2 separate regions of the Mus musculus genome follow, and region 2 is linked to region 1. A link is a loop called in an ENCODE intact Hi-C map of the cell type or tissue named here. Cell type or tissue: left cerebral cortex. All regions are shown on one strand.

What was found. Peaks named below come from ENCODE experiments on the same cell type or tissue, not always from the same donor. Only the 100,000 strongest peaks of a DNase experiment are listed, where the experiment ranks them.
Region 2: a loop joins it to region 1, with 7 times the contacts of the local background. A loop is called at or near these places in 28 of 42 quality-filtered maps.

Annotation. Positions count from the first base shown.
Region 1 is chr3:103,734,901-103,742,900 of GRCm38, reverse strand. Olfml3 (olfactomedin-like 3) reads left to right here and starts at 4,900. Exons shown (of 3, transcript NM_133859.2): 1 at 4,900-5,079; 2 at 5,664-5,949; 3 at 6,238-7,507. The coding sequence starts at 4,966. The coding sequence ends at 7,058. It overlaps Hipk1 (homeodomain interacting protein kinase 1), which reads left to right. Exons shown (of 16, transcript NM_010432.2): 16 at 1-3,086. In left cerebral cortex, CTCF peaks have their summits at 4,417 (motif pointing right) and 5,039 (motif pointing left); DNase peaks (open chromatin) are centred at 4,731, 4,991, 5,650, 7,865 and 1 more place; H3K4me3 peaks cover 1,451 bases; H3K27ac peaks cover 3,105 bases.
Region 2 is chr3:103,435,483-103,443,482 of GRCm38, reverse strand. No RefSeq gene overlaps it. Among named protein-coding and RNA genes, the nearest start is that of Gm25199, 6.3 kb to the left of the region's middle. In left cerebral cortex, a CTCF peak has its summit at 4,281; a DNase peak (open chromatin) is centred at 4,294.

The DNA.
Region 1 (8,000 bases):
CTTATGTAATAAGTGCATGTAGGAATTGCAGAAAATATTTTAAAAGTTTATTACTGAATTTAAAAATATTTTAGAAGTTTTGTAATGGTGGTGTTTTAATATTTTGCATAATTAAATATGTACATATTGATTAGAAGAAATATAACAATTTTTCCTCTAACCCAAAATGTTATTTGTAATCAAATGTGTAGTGATTACACTTGAATTGTGTATTTAGTGTGTATCTGATCCTCCAGTGTTACCCCGGAGATGGATTATGTCTCCATTGTATTTAAACCAAAATGAACTGATACTTGTTGGAATGTATGTGAACTAATTGCAATTCTATTAGAGCATATTACTGTAGTGCTGAGAGAGCAGGGGCATTGCCTGCAGAGAGGAGACCTTGGGATTGTTTTGCACAGGTGTGTCTGGTGAGGAGTTGTTCAGTGTGTGTCTTTTCCTTCCCCCTCTCCTCTCTCCCCTTATTGTAGTGCCTTATATGATAATGTAGTGGTTAATAGAGTTTACAGTGAGCTTGCCTTAGGATGACCAGCAAGCCCCAGTGACCCCAAGCTGTTCGCTGGGATTTAACAGAGCAGGTTGAGTAGCTGTGTTGTGTAAATGCGTTCGTGTTCTCAGTCTCCCTACCGACAGTGACAAGTCAAAGCCGCAGCTTTCCTCCTTAACTGCCACCTCTGTCCCGTTCCATTTTGGATCTTCAGCTCAGTTCTCACAGAAGCATTCCCTAACGTGGCTCTCTCACTGTGCCTTGCTACCTGGCTTCTGTGAGAGTTCAGGAAGCAGGCGAGAAGAGTGACGCCAGTGCTAAATATGCATATTTGAAGGTTTGTGCATCACTTAGGATGGGATTCCTTTTCTCTCCTCCATGTGATATGATAGTCCTTTCTGCATAGCTGTCGTTCCTGGTAAACTTTGCTTGGCTTTTTTTTTTTGTTTGTTTTTTGTTTTTTTTTTAAAGCATGTAACAGATGTGTTTATACCAAAGAGCCTGTTGTATTGCTTAATATGTCCCCATACTACGAGAAGGGTTTTGTAGAACTACTGGTGACAAGAAGCTCACAGAAAGGTTTCTTAATTAGTGACGAATATGAAAAAGAAAGCAAAACCTCTTGAATCTGAACAATTCCTGAGGTTTCTTTGGGACAACATGTTGTTCTTGGGGCCCTTCACACTGTAAAATTGTCCTAGTATTCAACCCCTCCATGGATTTGGGTCAAGTTGAAGGTACTAGGGGTGGGGACATTCTTGCCCGTGAGGGATTTGTGGGGAGAAGGTTAACCCTAAGCTACAGATGTGGTCCACCTGAATTAAATTATATCAGAGTGGTAATTCTAGGATTGGTTCTGTGTAGGTGGTGTCAGGGAGGTGCAGGATGGAGATGGGAGATTTCATGGAACCCGGTCAGGAAAGCTCTGAACCAGGTGGAACACCGAGGGGCTGTCAACGAACTTGGAGTTTCTTCATCATGGGGAGGAAGAGTTTCCAGGGCAGGGCAGGTAGTCAGTTTAGCCTGCCGGCAACGTGGTGTGTGTTGTCTTTTCTTTAATCATTATATTAAGCTGTGCGTTCAGCAGTCTGTTGGTTGAGATAACCACGCATCATTGTGTAGTTTGTCACTAGTGTTATACCGTTTATGTCATTCTGTGTGTGATCTTTGTGTTTCCTTTCCCCCAAGCATTCTGGGTTTTTCCTATTTAAATACAGTTCTAGTTTCTAGGCAAACATTTTTTTTTTTAACCTTTTCTCTATAAGGGACAAGATTTATTGTTTTTATAGGAATGAGATGCAGGGAAAAAACAAACCAACCCTGTCCCCACCTCCTCACCTCCCTAATCCAATAAGCAGTTATTGAAGATGGGAGTCTTAAATTTATGGGAAAAGAGGATGCCTAGGAGTTTGCATCGTTACCTGAGACATCTGGCTAGCAGTGTGACTTTACAGACTTTGAGGTTGTCACTCTGCAAACTGACATTTCAGATTTTCCTAGATAACCCATCTGTGTCTGCTGAATGTGTATGCGCCAGACATAGTTTTACATTCATTCTGGCCTGGGGCTTAACATTGACTGCTTGCCCTGATGGCATGGAGGAGAGCCCTACGAACATAGCGCTGACCTAGGTCAGCATTGCCTGACCTTGGAACAGCTTAAGGCTTTAAACCTTCTCTTAGAACGTGCATTTCCAGTTTCTCCCTTCCCAGGTGAGAGAGGAACTGGAAGGGTTGCATAGGCACACACCAGGACACTTAGTCACTCCAGAGTCCCCAGTTGCAACTAGGAGGTGGTTACCCTGTTAACCCCAGGAAGAAGAACCCCATTTCAAACAGTTCCGGCCATTGAGAGCCTGCTTTTGTGGTTGCTCATCCGTCATCATCCGCTAGAGGGGCTTAGCCAGGCCAGCACAGTACTGGCTGTCCTATTCTGCATTAGTATGCAGGAATTTACTAGTTGAGATGGTTTGTTTTAGGATAGGAGATGAAATTGCCTCTCGGTGACAGGAATGGCCAAGCCTGCTTTGTGTTTTTTTTTAACTGATGGATGGTGCAGCATGTCTCCACGTTTCCATGGTTGTTTGTTGCTAAACTTTATATAATGTGTGGTTTCAATTCAATTCAGCTTGAAAAATAATCTCACTATATGTAGCAGTACATTATATGTACATTATATGTAATGTTAGTATTTCTGCTTTGAATCCTTGATATTGCAATGGAATTCCTACTTTATTAAATGTATTTGATATGCTAGTTCCTGTGTGTGGTTAAACTTTTTTTCTTTCTCCCTTTTCTGGTTGTGTGCTTCCTTTACAACAAGCTTCTAGAAACAGGTAGTTCTGAGAATTACTGATCTATGTTTGTAATGCAGGTGTACTTAGGGAGTATGTAAAATCATTTTAACAAAAGAAATAGCTATTTAAAATTTAATACTAACTATGGGAAAAGGGTCCATTGTGTAAAACATAGTTTATCTTTGGATTCGTTGTTGTCTTTGGTTTTACAAAGTAGCTTGTATTTTCAGTATTTTCTACATAATATGGTAAAAAAGTAGAGCAGTTGCAATGCATCAATAAAATGGGTAAATTTTCTGACTGTGGCTGGTTTCAATTCTGTGTTAGGACATGGAGGGGACTGACATGTGGCCTCTTTGAAGTGCCTAAGCATTCTGTTTGAACATGAGTAGAAAGAACACTGCTACATTAGAACATCTTTGTACACATTTCCATACTGGAAATGAATATAATTTTGTAGGAAGTATTTCCCTGACTCTGACCCCTTGAAAAGGCAGATGGCTTTTGAGATAAACTAATTAACATCATTTCCTAGCACATGACACCAAACATTCAAATCAGCACAGTGAAAATGAAACTTAGGGAAAGATATTTTTGTCTGTCTCCTTAGGCCCTGTTAGAGCTGTCACCTCTTTAGGGACAGCTCTGCGGTAATGCACCTGCTGCTCTTATGGAGGGTCTGGGTTCCATTCCCAGCACCCAGTCAGACCCCTCACAAGTGATTTCTAACTCCAGCTGCAGGGTGCATACCCACACAGACACATAATGAACTCTTAAAAACAAGAAGAACCTCTGATCCAATTTCTCTTGATTCCAAAGTGAACAAAATTTTCTCCTGAAAAGAAACTGGAATTTGTCTAGATTAATCACTGCAGGCCCCTTTGTAAATGCTGCATATTTGACTTCTTCTGATGTATGTTCCTGCCTAGCTCCCCTGTAGCTTTAGCTGGATAGAAAGGAGGAACATGGGCTGGAGAGAAGGCTTAGTAGTTGAGTGTACTGTTCTTTCAGAGGAGAGGGGCTCAGTGCTCAGGAACAATAGGCAGCGCACAATCTCCTAAAATTCAGCTCTGGAAGATCTGACGTCCTCGTCTGGTCCCCACGGATACCTGTATCCCATGCAGATACCTGTATACAGACACATAAAAGCATATGTAACTGAAAAACCAAATTTTTTTTTACTTAATTTTAAAGAAATGAGAGATACTTACAAATGCCCTACTGAACCATAACCAAGAAAGGCGATCAATAGTCTGTTCTCTCCCAGTGATAGGAAGGTCAGAATATATTTGTTTTCCTTTAGACTATGTTGTACATATTTTTTTTTTCAGGTTTCTCCCCTAAATCCATGAATGTAAACTAGCATGTCCTTGCTGCACCCTCCTATTTGGGAAATACCTGGAAAGTCATGTCAAGGATATTTAAGTCAGCTAGCTTAAAACAAAAACAAAAAACCCCACCTCCCATTTCTCAACAACCTCCAGTTTTGTTTCTATTCCTTTCCTTGGGCTAAATCAGAGATTTGGTACTCCATAGGGAGCCCTGTGATTTGGCTTGCTTAGGTTGAGATTCTCCACACGGTGAAGTCCTCGCCTGATTTCTTTGCCATGGGAGATGGCCCCAGAATGCTCAGCACAAGGTGGCGCCAATGAGCTATAGAAAGTTGACTTCCCTTTGCCCCAACCCCCATCCCCTCAAACCTCATCTCCTGTGTTTCTGGCTTCACTGAACAAGGCAGAAAATCCATTCTGTTATTTCTGGAGAAGGGATAGGTTAATGAAGGGTGCTGGGTTCTTACCGAGTCAGCACTGGAAGCCCTCTCCTAAAACGAATGGAGTTTGCTGAGTTTTCCGGGGGTCTCGGCTTCCTGCAACTTGCTCATTTTTCAGAAGGCCTCTGCCTCCAGATTGCCATCTCTCCCCTTTCCGGAGGAGCTCACAAGTCTAAGTTGCTGGTAGTTAAGGCTTCTGGCGACTGTGCAAAGGGGCCATCTGTGTTTGATCAGGCCAGGCGGGAAGGAGGGGGTGGGGGTTGTAAAGAGACTGAAAGCATTCCAGAGTAGTGAGAGACACCAGAGATGGGAAGGAGGAGGCCCCGCCCCCGCCCCGCCCCCAGAGCTAACGGGCTGGAGGGAAAGAGGCCGAATGCACACACTCCTCTGGCCCCACTTAAGGCTGCCATGGGGCCCAGTGCTCCTCTGCTGCTCCTCTTCTTTTTGTCATGGACGGGACCCCTTCAGGGACAGCAGCACCACCTTGTGGAGTACATGGAACGCCGACTAGCTGCCTTAGAGGTGAGGGACTTGTTTCTCTTCTCACCCAGGATGAGTCCACATCTATAGGTGCAACTAGCTGTCAGGGCTCTGGGAGTGACAAGATCGGGTTGTGTAAGAAGTCCTTAATGACGAGTAGCCTCTTAACTACAGACTTTTATTTCCCCAACATAAGACAATTGCCCAGCAAATAAACGCAACACGGCTCCCTCAGATTAGATGGAATAAGGGGGCAGGGGAAATGAGAGTCAGAATCGGGCTGCATCTATGCTGCTATACTGTTCAAGTTTCCCAGGCAATCTGCCTGCAACTTCCTGTCCGTTTCTTCCCCGCACCCCACATCTACTCCCTTTTGGACAATTTGAAGTCTGTAGCATCCTAATTTCCTGGAGGCTCAGATCACTGAGAACGCAAGGTGAAGGACTCTTATTCAGGCAAATTAAGCCAGGTTCCTCGGATGGGATGGTACCACTGACTAGTCTCCTCTGCTGTGGGAGCATGGCTGAGCTGGTCCCTTTCCTGGCCCTGACTCCCTGGCTGGGCCTCTGCTTGTCTGGGAGCTATAAACCTGCAACCCACCCTTCCTGACTCCCCGATCCCTTCAGGAACGGCTGGCCCAATGCCAGGATCAGAGTAGTCGGCATGCTGCCGAGCTTCGGGACTTCAAAAACAAGATGTTGCCTCTCCTGGAGGTGGCAGAGAAGGAGCGGGAGACCCTCAGAACTGAAGCAGACTCCATCTCAGGAAGAGTGGACCGTCTTGAAAGGGAGGTAGACTATCTGGAGACACAGAACCCAGCTTTGCCCTGTGTAGAGCTGGATGAGAAGGTGACTGGAGGTCCTGGAGCCAAAGGCAAGGGCCGAAGAAATGAGAAATACGATATGGTGACGGGTAAGTGATCTCACAGAGGTCCAGACAGTTTCAGAACTCCCCTTTCCTGCTTTTCTTCTTGTCCCAAGCCACCATAGCTCTATCTTTCAGAATGACACATTCATTGAGAGTTTCTAGAGGCCTGTCCTTTATCGGTACTCCATCTCTCAACCCTCCGTGAGTGGACACATGCACGGAAAAGTGTGTCTCTGTTCCCCAGGTGGCCCACTCTGGGGGAAGTTCCTGTTATACACATCTAACTCTTGGCCTCTGTTTCCTTCTCCTGTGCTTTCTCCTCTTCCCCACCAGACTGTAGCTACACAGTCGCTCAGGTGAGGTCAATGAAGATCCTGAAGCGGTTTGGTGGTTCAGTTGGCCTATGGACCAAGGATCCGCTGGGGCCAGCAGAGAAGATCTACGTGTTAGACGGCACCCAGAACGACACGGCTTTTGTCTTCCCAAGGCTGCGTGACTTCACCCTTGCCATGGCTGCCCGGAAAGCTTCCCGAATTCGGGTGCCCTTCCCCTGGGTAGGCACGGGGCAGCTGGTGTACGGTGGCTTCCTTTATTATGCTCGAAGGCCTCCTGGAGGACCTGGAGGGGGTGGTGAATTGGAGAACACTCTGCAGCTGATCAAATTTCACTTGGCAAACCGAACAGTGGTGGATAGCTCAGTGTTCCCTGCAGAGAGCCTGATACCCCCCTACGGCCTGACAGCAGATACATATATCGACCTGGCAGCTGATGAGGAGGGCCTGTGGGCTGTCTATGCCACTCGAGATGATGACAGGCATTTGTGTCTAGCCAAGTTAGACCCACAGACACTTGACACAGAGCAGCAGTGGGACACACCATGTCCCAGAGAGAACGCAGAGGCTGCGTTTGTCATCTGTGGGACCCTGTACGTTGTCTATAACACCCGCCCTGCCAGTAGGGCTCGTATTCAGTGTTCCTTCGATGCCAGTGGTACTCTCGCCCCTGAAAGGGCAGCACTCTCCTATTTTCCACGCCGATATGGTGCCCATGCCAGCCTTCGCTATAACCCCCGTGAGCGCCAGCTGTATGCCTGGGATGATGGCTACCAGATTGTCTACAAATTGGAGATGAAGAAGAAGGAGGAGGAAGTTTAAGCAGCTAGCCTTGTGCTCTTGATTCTTATGCCCAGACATTTATATTCCTGTGAGCTCTCCTGCAGTTCATCCTTCAAAACGAAGGCCAGTGGTGGTAGCTCATATACCCTAATTTCTAAAGGACAACCAAATTCTCAAGCCCCTCTGTTTTATGCAGAACTCCAGATCCTGGGTAGCATTTTAGAACTGAACAGCAAACAAACACCCTAAATCTTCACTCCTGCCTTATGTCCACAAAGTTTAGTTCCAAACTCAGAGCCCTGTCCTTTGGAGAGGGTCAACCCCAGACAGCAGGCGACAGCATTCTTGCCCTCAGTATGACCGAAGGGAGAGAACTCAGAGACAAAGCTGCCCTCCCTCCCTTCCCCCTCCAGTGTAGGGGAGAATGGGGCTTTCCCCACATCACTTTGTATGGTAACAGTTTGCATTAAAAGGAAAACCCACCATTCCTCTCTGGTGTGTTTGGGGTAGCCCTCTGATCAGAGTTCTCGTGGCTCTGCCTTCTTCCTCCTGCCCCAGTCTCTGCTCCTTAGCCACGGCTGGGCTGGGCTGGCCTCCTTTAGCTCCCTCGGGAACTTCTCTAGTTACACATTTTACTGTGGGGCACTGTTGGACAAAGGCCTCCCCCTCCACACTCATGTGCTCCACAGCAGCCGCAGAGAACCAGCAATGGCACTCAGCCTCTGACTGCTGGACACTGGAGCCCAGCCAGAGCCAGGGCTTCCCATTCCACCTCTTGGTGGATTTTGAACCAGAAAGTGACTCTTACTAGCTGTGGAATCTAGTGTAGAAACCAGCGTGCGGTATCTATGTGTGTCTAGCCTCACCTCTGAAGTGGATTCTGTCTCTGAGCCCAAGTCCCCACTCCCACCTCCAGCACTGGGGCTTCCTGGGTCTGGGTTGCACAATCCTTGGTCTGAGCCGCTCCGATTTTCCTGCTGC
Region 2 (8,000 bases), 300 kb after region 1:
CAAGTCATAAAACCTGGCTCAGTGAGCAGCTGGACGCTGCCAGGGGGGACGGTCTGCCGCCATCACATTCTGTCAGCTCAGAGTGCCTAGGGCTGGAAATGGTTAGAAAGGTCCCACAGGTCTTTACTCCAACCTGTAGACCTGAATGGCAGATTATTTGTTGAGAGGAAACCATGGAGAAGTACGTGAGGAGGGGAAGGGCTGAGTGTTAAATCTGGAAGAAATGATGCTTTAGAGCTGCCCCGCTGGTCCACATGTAAGAAGCCGTCCTGGCAGCGAGCAAGCAAACGGAGGGCTGAAGTGACTCCATTGCTAAGGCAAAGGTGTGCTATATAAGCATGAAGACTTGAAACCAGAGTCCCAGCACTCATATAAAAAGGCAGGCTTAGTGGCCAGCAGCTTTATTCCCAGTGCTGAGGAGACAAAGACTTGTGAGTCCTAGAGCTTGCTGGCCGGCCAGCCCAGTGGAATTGGTGAGAGACCATGTCTGCAGAATAAAGTGAAGAATAACTAAGGAAAACACCTGACATCAAACACACACAGACAGACAGACACAGAGAGATAGAGACAGACAGAGACAGAGAGACAGAGAGAGAACAAACTGAACAATCAGCTGCCCTTTTTATACTCACAAGGAAATGAGGTCACTGCAAACTATTCCTCTAAAGTAAGAGAGGCAGGTGGATCTAACACAAAGAAGCAAACAGTGTTGAGCGCCAGACCCCTGCAGCAGCCGATCCAGGTCACCGAAACCTGACCTGTATTTGACAGATTCCTGGAAGCTCAGTAGCCACTTGGAATGAAAGACTCCAGGGAACGTGGGCATAGGGGACCTGTGCTTTTGTGAACTCAACCCAGTTCTCACCATCAACACCAAGAAAATTCTCTGTGTGTTTCTGACAATTGAAAGGGGAAGGAAACTCATTTGGAAACATTCCAAAGTGCTCTCTTAATGTGGTCTAATCTCAGGAGAAACTAGTTAACCAAAATCCAACTGGCTGGAGTTTCATCAAAAACCAACAGGCTTGAGGGACTAGAAATACTCAACTCCAGCTCTTTAGCCTTCCTATCGAACTGAAGGTCAAGAACAAGATGCACAAGAGACACCTCAGGACTCTAAAAGACAGAGTGCTACCCCGAAGGGCTGTGAGATTGACTAGGAAGAGAGTGGTGTTACTGAGGATGGAACCCAAGCCTAGGCTACATGAGACCTTGTCTCAAAGATGTTTTTAAAAGAACATAATTTGAAGAAAGCCAGTAAGCCTCAATACCAAACATGACAGGGGTTTTGGAATCATCAAACAGGGATCATTAAATGACTAAGATTCTAAGGCTCCGGTCTAAAGGGTAAGGTGACAGCCAGCATGAAAAGCCAGAGACCAGGAACACTGCAGCAGCAGTGCAGAATGTCCTTGATGGTCAGCCCTTCAGTGGACTGGACACAGGGAGGAACATTGTCCTCAAGCCTGAGAGAATCTCAGCAGAAGCCAACCCGAAACAGAGAGAACAAAGAGCGCAGTGACCAGAAAGGGAAGGGCATCTGCAAGAGGGAAGACCAGAAAGCCAAGAACAGCAGAGAGGAGGGAAAATGTCTGAAGCAAGAGTGGCTCAGACTTTCCCCCAAATTATTGTCAGAAAGCAAACTCCAGTTCTGGGAAACTCAGAGAACATCAAGCAGGAGAAATGCAAAACCAAGAAGTAAGCAAGCGAACACTATACCCGGGCTTATCATTTTCAGACAACAGAAAATCAAAGATGGAGAGGAAAATGTTGAAAGGAGAGGGGGAAATGGCGTGCACTCAGGATCAAAGCCAGGAGACATCCAAGTCTCCAGAAACTCTATAAACAAAAGGACGACATGATGACGGGCTTAATGCATTGAGAAAAGACAGACACCACCAATCTACTGCTCTCTACCCTGTGAAACTTAATTCTCTTTAGAACTAATTTCTCAGGCAAACAGAAACATGGGGAATGTGTTGTCAGATCTGCCTTGCACTAAACACGCTAAGAGTTCTTCAGAGAGAAGAAAATATACAGAGAAGAAACTCAGATCTACATGAGCCTTGAGGACAGGATAAATAGACGCAAAGCAAAGTCATTGTTCTCATTCTGAATTGTCTTAAAATTGAAGTTTGTTCAAAATATTAAGAGCAGCATTGCATTCAATTGCTATTTCAACATTCAATATTAAATTCAATATTAATATACTCAATTGCATATATATGCATTGCTTATGTATATTGAATATATATATATATACACACACATGCATATATTTATATGTATACTTACGTATGTACACAATGACACAAGTGCCAGAGAAAGCCTCACAAGATGACCCATGACCTGTGGTCCCAAAACTCAGCAAGCAGGCATAGGAGAGAATTCAGAGTTTAAGACCAGTCTCAGATTCATAGCAAAACCCTCTCTGGAAACAATAAAGGCTAAAGATATAGCTCCTGTTACGAGTGTTTGCCCAGCGCTACAAGGCCCTAGATCAATGCCAGCACTGCAAATAAATAAATAACAACAAAAGGATAATTTATGGATAAAGATGTATATGTTTCAAAAGAAACGATTACGTTAGATAGGATTTAATGCAAATGTGCCCAACCTGAGGGTGAACTAACATGAGGCAAAAATCTGGTAGACTGCAAGAAGAAATAGACCCACCCAGCTGGATGAGTAGAGATTTCAGCACCTTCTCTTCAGAAATGAGCAGATCAAGCAAGGCAGAGAGTGAGAAAGGGCACAGCTGAGCTCACTGATACTGTGTTAGCCAACGTGAACGGGCAGCTCTAGGTCTCCTGACCAGGTCCATGAGCATCTCACATGCTTCTGCAACGTTTGCTGAAATGGACCACATTATGAGCATAACTTAACATGCATAACTTACATATCTACATAATAATAATAATAATAATAATAATAATAATACATGACTTAGCAAATCTAAGGGTACAGAGTGTGTCCTCAGACCACAGGGAAGTTAAGTTAAAACTCAGTAACATGAAAATAGAGAGATAGCTCAGTGGGTAGGGCATCTGCTGAACAAGACTGACTAGGTTCCCCGGTGTCCAGGGGAAAGCTGGGTGTGGTGACACACAGCTGTACCTAGCACTGGGGAGCAGAGACAAGTGGGGTCCCACTTGTGAAACACAGCAAGCTCCAGGTGCAGTACTAGACCCAGTTTCAAAATAGGAAGACGTGCCCATGCGGCTGAGCATACACACATACAGCTTTTGTACACACTCAGTCAATAAATCCATAACAGAAAGACAGTTAGACAAAACTCCAAATACGGATACAATGCACAGTAAAATGGTTTTCCCACGGTGAGGCCTAACCATCACACCTGAGCTGTCCAGACCCCCGACAGTTCCCAGAATAAGGAAACCTCAACTGCATGGTGTGTGGTAGTGGAGGGCTACATTAGAGATTGCCCCTAAAATAATATTAATTTTTTAAAAAGAATCACCAAACATTATGAATTGTATGCCCACAAGAGTGCTAACCTACATGAAATATAAATCTTGAAAAATAAATCTACCAAAATTAAATCAAGAATAAAAAATAAATCCACTATCTGGACTTTTCAGTACTGAGGACTGAACTCAGAAACCCACATCCCAGACAGGTACTCTTCTGCTGGGCTGTGTCCCCAGGCCACCAACTCTTCAAAAATCAGTTTTACACACACACACACACACACACACACACGCACACACACACACACACAAACACAGTCAGCACCACTTCTGCCAGGATTACTTCATCTCTGGTTATAATATGATTAAATGATGATGGTGGTGGTGGTGGTGGTGGTGGTGGTGGTGATGGTGATGAAGATAGGTAAAGTAGCCACAGAACGCAGTACACAAGGCCCTTTGTTAATCACCCGTGCCCTGACCCCTGGCAAGACCACATTTCAGGCAAGTAATTTAACCTCTGCCAGTCTCAGAATCCCTATCTGCCCACTGGAAACTATTGTACCCCTATTGTTTGTTTGGAGTATTGAGAATAGTGTGTAAACCATTCAGGACCCAAACAAGTGTTGTCAGTACAGGCTTTCAATCATAAGACTAGAAGACCTGGTTTTTGCTGCCCCGCTTCTTACTTTTAGAGCTACCTGCATTTGTATAACAAGGATTTATTTTTATTTTTATTTTAAATGGCAGATGAAATGCATTGACCTTCAGGAAGATGGATATTAAACTAAGTCATTATGCAAGAGCGGAAGGTTCTCTTAGGCCTAGGGCTCAAGTGAGGGCTGGAGTGCCCCCTGTGGGCAGAGTTTGGTAAGTGTTGGAACCTGGGGACTGCTAGAAAGAGCCACAGAGGGCCGGAAGACAGCTCAGCACGCTTCTCCACTCAGTTTATATTCTCAGAGGAAAGCGAGCCTACTCGGGCATGCGCAGTTCGTGCTAACGTCACGCGGTGCCCCTTACTCCGCCACTCTGTCTATGCAGCCTCATGCTCTCTTTCCAATGGCAGGTACAGGTCACAGCCCAGCATGGAAGTCAACAGACTTCTATGGTGATGTCAGCTGAACAGCACAGTGATGCCACACTGAGTACTGAGTGACTACCAGAGAGATTCCTGTTCCCAAAGTAAGTGTGGTGGCAAAATAGCTATATTCAATACATCGCCTCTAATGACATCTCTATAGTGGAATACCATAAACCACTAAAAATAACGGCCCCAATTTATATTTTTTGTATATTCATTTTCTCATGTATGTGTTGTTAGTTTTGGTTTTTTCTGCAATCTTGCTGGGTAGCCCACGATGGCTGTGAACCCGGAACTCCCCTGCCTCTCAGTCCTGCACTGGGATTACAGGCGTGAACCATTTGTCTAACTCTCAGCATCTATTCTTTTGAAAAGATAATCATGACACATTAGAAGTAATCAATTAAAAACCACAAAGCAGGGAGCTGGAGAAATGGCTCAGTGGTTAAGACCACTGACTGCTTGCTCTTCCAAAGGTCCTGAGTTCAATTCCCAGCACCACATGGTGGCTCACAACCATCTGTAATGAGATCTGATGCCTTCTTCTCTCATGCAAGCACACATACAAATAGAGCACTCATATAAATAAATGAATAAACAAATAAATACTTTCTTAAAAACCACAAAGTAGGGCTGGAGAGATGGCTCAGCAGTTAAGAGCACTGTACTGGCTAGTTTTGTGTCAACTTGACACAAGCTGGAGTTATCACAGAGAAAGGAGCTTCAGTTGAGGAAATGCCTCCATGAGATCCAGCTGTAAGGCATTTTCTCAATTAGTGATCAAGGGGGGAGGTCCCCTTGTGGGTGATGCCATCCCTGGGCTGGTAGTCTTGGTTCTATTAAGAGAGCAGGCTGAGCAAGCCAGGGGAAGCAAGCCAGTAAGAAACACCCCTCCATGGTCTCTGCATCAGCTCCTGCTTCCTGACCTGTTTGAGTTCCAGTCCTGACTTTCTTTGGTGATAACAGCAGTGTGGAAATGTAAGCTGAATAAACCCTTCCCTCCCCAACTTGCTTTTTGGTCATGATGTTTGTACAGGAATAGAAACCCTGACTAAGACAAGCACTGACTGCTCTTTTTTTTTTTTTTTTTTGACTGCTCTTCTGAAGGTCCTGAGTTCAAATCCCAGCAACCACATGGTGACTCACAACCATCTATAACGAGATCTGACACCCTCTTATGGTTTGTGTGAAGACAGCTACAGCGTGCTTACATATAACAATAAATAAATCTTAAAAAAATAAACCCACAAAGTACAGCTTCATTTTCAAAACATTTGTGAATGTGGGTCAGGACACACATGCACACACAAAGCCGGAAGGGTTTACAGAAACCCATCAGGCAGGCTTTCGGATGAAGGGCAGGATTTTCATTTTCTCCTATAAATCTTTCATAGATAATAATAATACTTGGCACGCACTGTTTTAAAGTCAGAAGGAAAAAGGCATATTCTGGGGAATCTATCCTACAACAGTGTCAAGTAAGCAATGACCTGTGTAGTCCCAGGCTATCTCCTTCCCTGTACCTCCCAGGGGCTCCTCTGTGACATAAATTACAGCTGGCTGTAACTGACCCAGCCAGTGCAGGAGTATCGATTTCAAATAGCGGTCAAACATAACAGCCAGCACTCATCATGTAGGTTTATGTGTCTCTTCTGCTGAAAACTGCTAGGATTGCCAAGCGACCTCCCGTCAGTGAAACCCTGAGAACTGCTGCCTCAAGCCCCAACAGCAAGGTTCCATGCCCTGACCTTGCCCTCAGAGAATCACATCGACCAGGACATCACTACATCAGGATGAGGAGAGCAAGCCCGAAGCAGCAGTGATGGAGACATCTTGGCTGGGGCTGGGGGAAGGGAAGCTTACAATCTCCTCACCAAGCCAGAGCTGGGGGCACAGTATCCTCCGAGCTTATGTATCAGTACTAAGTAGCCACTTCCTCATGCTGTCAGGTTTAATGACCAATATGGAATTTGGAGCAGGGGTAGAAAATACCAGGTATCGTGTTTTAGAGACAGAGTGTACCAGTCAGTCCAGAGGCCAGGAGCAGTCTAAATTCTCTTACTTCAAATCTCTTGTCTCCTCAAATTAGTATTAATATATCTTTTAAAACTAGGAATCTTGACACATAGTCATCCAAGCACTCTGGAGGCTACAGCAGGTTTGGAGGCAGTTGAAGGCCTAAGCTATGTATTGAGTCCTGAGCCACCTGGACTACATAATAAGACCCTGTTTCAATACACACACACACACACACACACAATTACTTGACATCATAATAAAGTATTTGGGAGACAACATGAAATTTTAAAATGTCTACCCAACACATGGCACACGGGAGTGGTTCAATTAATGTTTACCCTTTTATCGAAGACTATTTTTAATGGTTATTAAGCAAAAAGAAGAGGGACAGTCTATTGTGAGCCCTTAAGTGCCAGATACTATCCTGGATGCATGCACACATTGTGTCCTTACAGCTCAGCATCCCTGTGTAGGTAGTCATTGCTCAAGAGACATCTATGGGGTCTAAGTGACTTGTCTGAGACCAGGGCGACAGTGACAGAGCAGTGCTTGCTCTGAAAACTCATCTGTGTGAGCCATATTTAGGTGGAGTCTGGGATTCTGTCATTTTCTGGGGGATAGGTGCCACACCTCTAAATAGGTGTGATCAAAGTTCAAGCTTACTTTCACCATAGAGTGCTCTCCCGTTGCTCAGCTGGGGACTGGAACTGAGCGAATCACGCAGTACTAAGAGGAGCTCCCACGAGCTGAGGGGCACAGTGCAGCTTACTCTGCATCATGCTAACTGTATAGTATAGATTATTGTCTTAACTTTGCCTCTGTCCCTGTGACCAAACACCATGACCAAAAGCAACTTGAGGACAAAAGAGTTTATTTCAGCTTCCGGTTCCCAGCATGAAGGGAAGTCAGAGCAGGAACCCAAGGCAGGGACCTGGAGGCAGGCACCAAAACAGAGGCTCTGGAGGGGTGCTACGTACTGTCTTGCTCTCTGTGGCTTGCTCAGCCTGCTTTCTCATACACTGAGGACCACCTGCCCAGAGCTATACTGCCTACAATAAGCTGTGACGTCTCATGTAATCGTTAATCAAGAAAATGTCCTGCAGACTCACATACATGCAATCTGACGGAGGCACTTTCTCAGCCGAGGTTACCTCTTCACAGATATGTCTAGGTTTGTTTCAATTCGACAAAAAAACAACCAGCACCGTCACATGCAGCCCAAAGGCCAAGGCTTAGACACACCTGCCTGGACAGTCCCTGCTCACTGGGCTAAGGAGGAAAGATCCAGATCTCTTCCCATCTCCTGAGGCCTGGAGAGAGTGGGAGAGGAAGAGCAGACCCTGTGGCTTGGCCATAAGAAAGGGAGCCCCTAGCAAGGTGAAGGTAGACAGCAGGGTCAGAGGTCAGGGAAGGGAGCTCTGTACTGGGAAGGGACGTCCCAGCCAGTGGCGTCAAGAATCTGAAGGGTG